Regions from separate parts of the Homo sapiens genome. Here region 2 is linked to region 1. Evidence: chromatin contacts called from ENCODE Hi-C or POLR2A ChIA-PET data. All regions are on one chromosome and are shown on one strand. Each heading gives the region's core, a stretch centred on a gene start or an enhancer-like site at or near the end of the contact. The rest is flanking DNA. Distances are from core to core; before and after follow the strand shown. Region 1 holds the start of PABPC3 (poly(A) binding protein cytoplasmic 3). Region 2 has its middle 18 kb from the start of AMER2.

Region 1 (3,194 bases), core at 234-2,733:
AGCCTAGCCAACAAGGCGAAACCCCGTTTCTACTAAAAACAATACAAAAATTAGCCAGGCGTGGTAGTGCCTGCCTGTAATCCCAGCTATTCGGGAGGCTGAGGCGCTAGAATCCCTTGAACCCGGGAGGTGGAGGTTGCGGTGAACCAAGATCGCACCACTGCACTACAGCCTGGGTGACAGAACGAGACTCTATCTAAACAAACAAACAAACAAAAAACCCTAAAATAAATTATTTGTAACATGAACAGAATGAACAGATCCTCCCCCAAACTGATATTTTTTGTGGGACTGGACCTTTCTTAAAGGATTTTCTTAAATAGAATTATTTCAGATCATCACTTACTTAGATGTGTAGCTATATTAGGTCACAAGATTGTGTACTTATAATCATAAAACGTATACTTAATAATGAATCCCAACCTGACCTCAAAAGACTATATCATATAATACTATATTAACATTACATATTTATTGGTCGGGCACGGTGGCTTACGCCTGTAATCCCAGCACTTTGGGAGGCCGAGGTGGGTGGATCACGAGGTCAGGAGTTCAAGATCAGCCTGGCCAAGATGGTGAAACCCCGTCTCTACTAAAAATACAAAAAATTAGCCAGGCTTGGTGGTGGGTGCCTGTAATCCCAGCTACTTTAGAAGCTGAGGCAGGAGAATCGCTTGAACCTGGGAGGTGGAGGTTGCAGTGAGCCGAGATCGCACCACTGCACTCCAGCCTGGGTGACAGAGCAAAACTCCGTCTCAAAAATAAATAAGTAAAATAAAAATAAATAAATGAAAAATAAAATTACATATTTATTATGTTTTATATTGTTATATAATATAAAAAGTCGGTTTTTCGGGGTTTTTTGTTTGTTTGTTTGTTTGTTTGAGATAGTCTCGCTCTGTCACCCAGACTAGAGGGCAGTGGCGCGATCTCTGCTCACTGCAACCTCCACCTCCCGGGTTCAAGCGATTCTCGTGCCTAGGCCTCCCGAGTAGCTGGGATTACAGGTGAGCACATCAAGCCCAGCTAATTTTTTGTAATTTTAGTAGAGACGAGGTAAAAAGTAGAAAATATTTTATAAAAATATATTTGTGTAAAGTAGAACATATATAAAAACATACTAAAGGAGAAAGGAGAAAAAAATTCTTTCATTTATTTTTTTCCCAGGCATTTTAAATTTGGATTATAAAAATCATTTTAGAAAAATCATTAATGCTCTTTTACAAAATAACCCGGTGAAGCAGCTGAGCCCGAGCCGCCCGCCAGCGGCCCCGCAGCAGCTCCAAGAAGGAACTAAGAGACCAAGGCCTTCCTGCTGCCCGGACCCGACACCGCTACCCTGGCTCCCCGCCGGCAGCCGGCAGCCAGCGGCAGCGGATCGACCCCGTTCTGCGGCCGTTGAGTAGTTTTCGATTTCGGCTGATTTTTGTCCCTCTGCGCTTGCCCCCGCTCCCCTCCCTCCGGCTACGCCCCCGGCCCCGGCACGCGCTCTACTCCTGTAACGGAAAGGTCGCGGCTTGTGTGCCTGCGGGCAGCCGTGCCGAGAATGAACCCCAGCACCCCCAGCTACCCAACGGCCTCGCTCTACGTGGGGGACCTCCACCCCGACGTGACTGAGGCGATGCTCTACGAGAAGTTCAGCCCGGCAGGGCCCATCCTCTCCATCCGGATCTGCAGGGACTTGATCACCAGCGGCTCCTCCAACTACGCGTATGTGAACTTCCAGCATACGAAGGACGCGGAGCATGCTCTGGACACCATGAATTTTGATGTTATAAAGGGCAAGCCAGTACGCATCATGTGGTCTCAGCGTGATCCATCACTTCGAAAAAGTGGAGTGGGCAACATATTCGTTAAAAATCTGGATAAGTCCATTAATAATAAAGCACTGTATGATACAGTTTCTGCTTTTGGTAACATCCTTTCGTGTAACGTGGTTTGTGATGAAAATGGTTCCAAGGGTTATGGATTTGTACACTTTGAGACACACGAAGCAGCTGAAAGAGCTATTAAAAAAATGAACGGAATGCTCCTAAATGGTCGCAAAGTATTTGTTGGACAATTTAAGTCTCGTAAAGAACGAGAAGCTGAACTTGGAGCTAGGGCAAAAGAGTTCCCCAATGTTTACATCAAGAATTTTGGAGAAGACATGGATGATGAGCGCCTTAAGGATCTCTTTGGCAAGTTCGGGCCCGCCTTAAGTGTGAAAGTAATGACCGATGAAAGTGGAAAATCCAAAGGATTTGGATTTGTAAGCTTTGAAAGGCATGAAGATGCACAGAAAGCTGTAGATGAGATGAATGGAAAGGAGCTCAATGGAAAACAAATTTACGTTGGTCGAGCTCAGAAAAAAGTGGAACGGCAGACGGAACTTAAGCGCACATTTGAACAGATGAAGCAAGATAGGATCACCAGATACCAGGTTGTTAATCTTTATGTGAAAAATCTTGATGATGGTATTGATGATGAACGTCTCCGGAAAGCGTTTTCTCCATTTGGTACAATCACTAGTGCAAAGGTTATGATGGAAGGTGGTCGCAGCAAAGGGTTTGGTTTTGTATGTTTCTCCTCCCCAGAAGAAGCCACTAAAGCAGTTACAGAAATGAACGGTAGAATTGTGGCCACAAAGCCATTGTATGTAGCTTTAGCTCAGCGCAAAGAAGAGCGCCAGGCTTACCTCACTAACGAGTATATGCAGAGAATGGCAAGTGTACGAGCTGTGCCCAACCAGCGAGCACCTCCTTCAGGTTACTTCATGACAGCTGTCCCACAGACTCAGAACCATGCTGCATACTATCCTCCTAGCCAAATTGCTCGACTAAGACCAAGTCCTCGCTGGACTGCTCAGGGTGCCAGACCTCATCCATTCCAAAATAAGCCCAGTGCTATCCGCCCAGGTGCTCCTAGAGTACCATTTAGTACTATGAGACCAGCTTCTTCACAGGTTCCACGAGTCATGTCAACGCAGCGTGTTGCTAACACATCAACACAGACAGTGGGTCCACGTCCTGCAGCTGCTGCTGCTGCTGCAGCTACCCCTGCTGTGCGCACGGTTCCACGGTATAAATATGCTGCGGGAGTTCGCAATCCTCAGCAACATCGTAATGCACAGCCACAAGTTACAATGCAACAGCTTGCTGTTCATGTACAAGGTCAGGAAACTTTGACTGCCTCCAGGTTGGCATCTGCCCCTC
Region 2 (3,307 bases), core at 382-2,881, 58 kb after region 1:
GTCTACCTGTTATCAGATAAGCCACATTCACTGCACTAGATCCCTAGGTGAGCAGAGCGAGGAAGTCAGAGCAGATGAAACAAAAACTGCCAGGAGAATGTCCGTACAGCAGCAGGACCACATACTGTCAGGGACAAGTGGAGCAGGCACCCTACCTGGTGTGCAACCTTCAGAAACCAGGTCCCCGGGGGTCGAAACTAGTGCCCCACCCACAGATGACCAAGGACGTAGCCACAAACGTCTCAGGCTCCATCAGAGGTCTTTCCGGCCACCTCCTTGGGCTCGGGAAACCACAGTTTCTGGGCAATTTTATTCCTCCCCGTAAGAGACACAGAATGTGTGCCTCTCCTACTTTCCTTTTGGCTCTCCTTTCTCCGCCCACATCGCTGCTTTTCAGCTAGACTGCCCCTCTCTCATTCTCGTGTACTCATATTGATTCCCTTGTCCTCACCACTCCCTCTCTCCGTGTCCTCCAATTCCAAATCTTACTCGGGAAATCTCAACCTCAGGAAAAATCCATCTTCCCCTTCCATGTCAGGCTGGGTTCCCCAAAAGCATGGCCAGGTGGGACCCCTGGGCCTGTGTTTTATTCCAGGAGGGCTCCTAGGAGCATCTGGAAAGGGTGAGGAAAGGCAAGAGGAAGCGTGAGAAAGGATGCGGTTTCTGGGGAGATCTACCCTCTGCCAGACCCTGTGGGCGCCTGGAGCAGAGATTTCACCTGAAGCAGAGATTTCACCTGAGAGCCTGACCTGCTTTCAGTCCAGGGAGCAGGGCCTGTGTGTCCCCTTTCCAGGCACAAAGTGGGATGAGGGCAGCTTGCAGACACACCTGGAGAGGGAGTTCCAGCCAAGAGAAGGTCGCAGAGATGAGTCTGTAGGGGCGAAAGGAAAGCTTCCCCTTCACCCTCTGAAGGTTCACTGAAAAATCAACTCACAAAAGGAACACAGATTTATTAAATACACACAGGGGAGAACCAGAGAGCCATAGCCCCCACCTCCAGAGGGGTTCAGAAGCTTATATACCATCCTGAGGTTATAGAAAGAATGGGGGCTTGAATTGTGGCAAAGCAGGTTATGGGAGCAGGGCGAAGAGGAGGCCTGGCCAGCAAAGGTGGTCTTGTTACATAGGTGAAAGCAGCCTTCAGAGAGAACAAATGGTAAACGTTTTTAGACTTCTATTTTTATTTCTTTAGATTCACCTTTTATTTATTTCTTATTTTTTAAATTGACAACCAATAATTATATTCACGGGGCACACAGTGATATATCAATACATATAATGTACGGCAATCAGAAAAGGGCAGTTAGCATATCCATCATCTCAGACATTAATCATTTCTTTGTGTTGGAAACATTCAGCATCATCCTTCTAGCTATTTGAAACTATCTGACGTATTATTGTGAACTATAGTAACCCTACAGTGCTACAGAACACTAGAGCTATTCCTCCTGTTTGGCTATAATTCTGTATCCTTTAACAAACCTTTTCCTGTCCTCCCTTCCCCCTAGGCTGCCCAGCCTCTAGTATCCTCTGTTCTACTTCTTACTTCTATGAGATCAACTTTTTTGGCTTCTACACATGAGTGAGAACATGCAGTGTTCAACTGTCAGCCTCTCAGTTCATTGTTCTTAGATGCAGACAAGGGAAGGACTCAGAGAAACCAGGATGGCCTCAAGCCGGGTTTTCTCTACAGATGCAAATCTGCCTCACAAAAGGCAGCTTTGCAAGGCTAGTTCTGTTCACTGGTCCTCTGAACGGCCATCTCAAAATATGCCAAAGGATATTTTGGGGTGAAATGTTTTTGTTTCCTTCAAGTTATTATTAGCACCAGCACCTGAGCCTCCCTGGAGACCTGGGCAGAGCTGCCCTAGTGTCTGCAGCAGAATTCCTCCTTCTTTCCATTCCATTTGCCTTCACTGTTTTCTCTTTTATGTAATTACCCAGGTAGCAAGGGCGGAGAAATTATTTTTAAAGCTGGCATCAGACTTGCTACTAAGGAAACACCTGTTTAGGGAAACACTTGTATTGTCCTGTTTTCTGGGCAGGTTGAGAGCAGAGGCTTTAGGGAGATGAGGAAACAAAGTGAAAACTATGAGCAGGTGGTGCTCAGAAAAAGAAACCCAAACGGCCAGTAAATATAGAAAAAGATGCTCAGTCTAAAAGCTAAAAGCTGGCTGGCACAGAGAAGAAAAGGCCCACTCACTTGTGTCAAGGTGGCTCGGGGTTTGTGGTGAAGTATATGCTCCAGAGCTCCTCTGAACCCACAGTTTTGCTCAACTGAATTGCCCACTCCTGTGGTTTGAATATTTGTCCCCTCCAAAACTCATGTTGAAACTTCATCCCCAACATGGCAGTACTCAGAGGTGATTGGCAGAGCCCTCATGATGGCTTAGTCCATTCATGGATTCATGGATCGATGGGTTAATGGATTGATGGGTTACCGTGGGAGTGGGACTGATGGCTTTATAAGAAGAGGAAGAGAGACCTGAGCTAGCACGTGGGCACAATCAGGCCCCTGGCCATGTGAGGCCCTGTGCCACCTCAGGACTCCACAGAGAATCCCCACCAGCAAGGCCCTCACCAGATGTGGCCCCTTGACCTTTGACTTCTCAGCCTCCATAACTGTAGGAAATAAATTTCTTTTCTTTATAAATGACCCAGTTTCTGATATTCTGTTTTAAGCAACAGAAAATGGACTCAGACATCCACCATTTGAAGGACTGCATTTAAATTTAAAGGACCAGGTTATCATTTCTATTGCTTTCTGATATTTTAAAATGAAAAATTTATCAAATGTGTATATTTAAGTTTGTAATTGAATTTCATACTAGAATCCACTGAGATTCATTATGTTATTCATTGGTGCTATTGCTGCTCTTATTTAACAGCTACTGGGAGAGGGAGAAATAGAAAGTCATTTTCTTCTGATGTAAAACGGGGAGAATAACTGAAATGACTGACTGCAGTCTGGAGTTTCCCTAAAAGGTGAGTGAATCTCACATGAGCTTGGAGACCTCACGACATTGAGAAGGGCAGGGCCCTCCCAAGCTTTTCCTGTCATGGCGCTCATAGAAAATGACAATATTTATACAGCACAGTGGGGATCTGAGGACAACCGTATGGGACTTGGTAAACCGCATTACATTTTCTTCATATCATAATTATGTCAAGAAAAATAAGTATCCAGGGAACTATTTAATATTAACTTTCTTAAAATTTTTCAATAAAATCTTTTTGAGGACTTTACTGAGAAATGTGGGCTTGCTGTCTTGGGCGTAGCTTGTCTCTTGGGTTTTGAGCCAAAAGT

The links. A loop is a pair of places that touch in the nucleus more often than their neighbours do. ChIA-PET counts read pairs that join two places held with the same protein, here RNA polymerase II (POLR2A).
Region 2: a loop to region 1 is called in a map with no recorded cell type, with 8 times the contacts of the local background. The contact joins the enhancer-like site here to the promoter of PABPC3 in region 1. A Hi-C loop is called at or near these places in 1 of 168 maps with a recorded cell type or tissue (endothelial cell of umbilical vein) and 1 of 37 single-sample maps with no recorded cell type. POLR2A ChIA-PET finds 5 or more read pairs at or near these places in 1 of 52 experiments (activated CD8-positive, alpha-beta memory T cell).

Annotation. Positions count from the first base shown.
Region 1 is chr13:25,094,653-25,097,846 of GRCh38, forward strand. PABPC3 (poly(A) binding protein cytoplasmic 3) reads left to right here and starts at 1,484. Exons shown (of 1, transcript NM_030979.3): 1 at 1,484-3,194. The coding sequence starts at 1,547. It overlaps LOC124900613 (a long non-coding RNA gene), which reads left to right and starts at 968. Exons shown (of 3, transcript XR_941762.3): 1 at 968-1,007. RefSeq lists a silencer at 1,399-1,693.
Region 2 is chr13:25,152,325-25,155,631 of GRCh38, forward strand. No RefSeq gene overlaps it. Among named protein-coding and RNA genes, the nearest start is that of AMER2, 18 kb to the right of the region's middle. Within about 2 kb of position 1,632, at least 2 of the 41 ENCODE cell types and tissues checked have a DNase peak (open chromatin) inside an H3K27ac peak, as active enhancers do.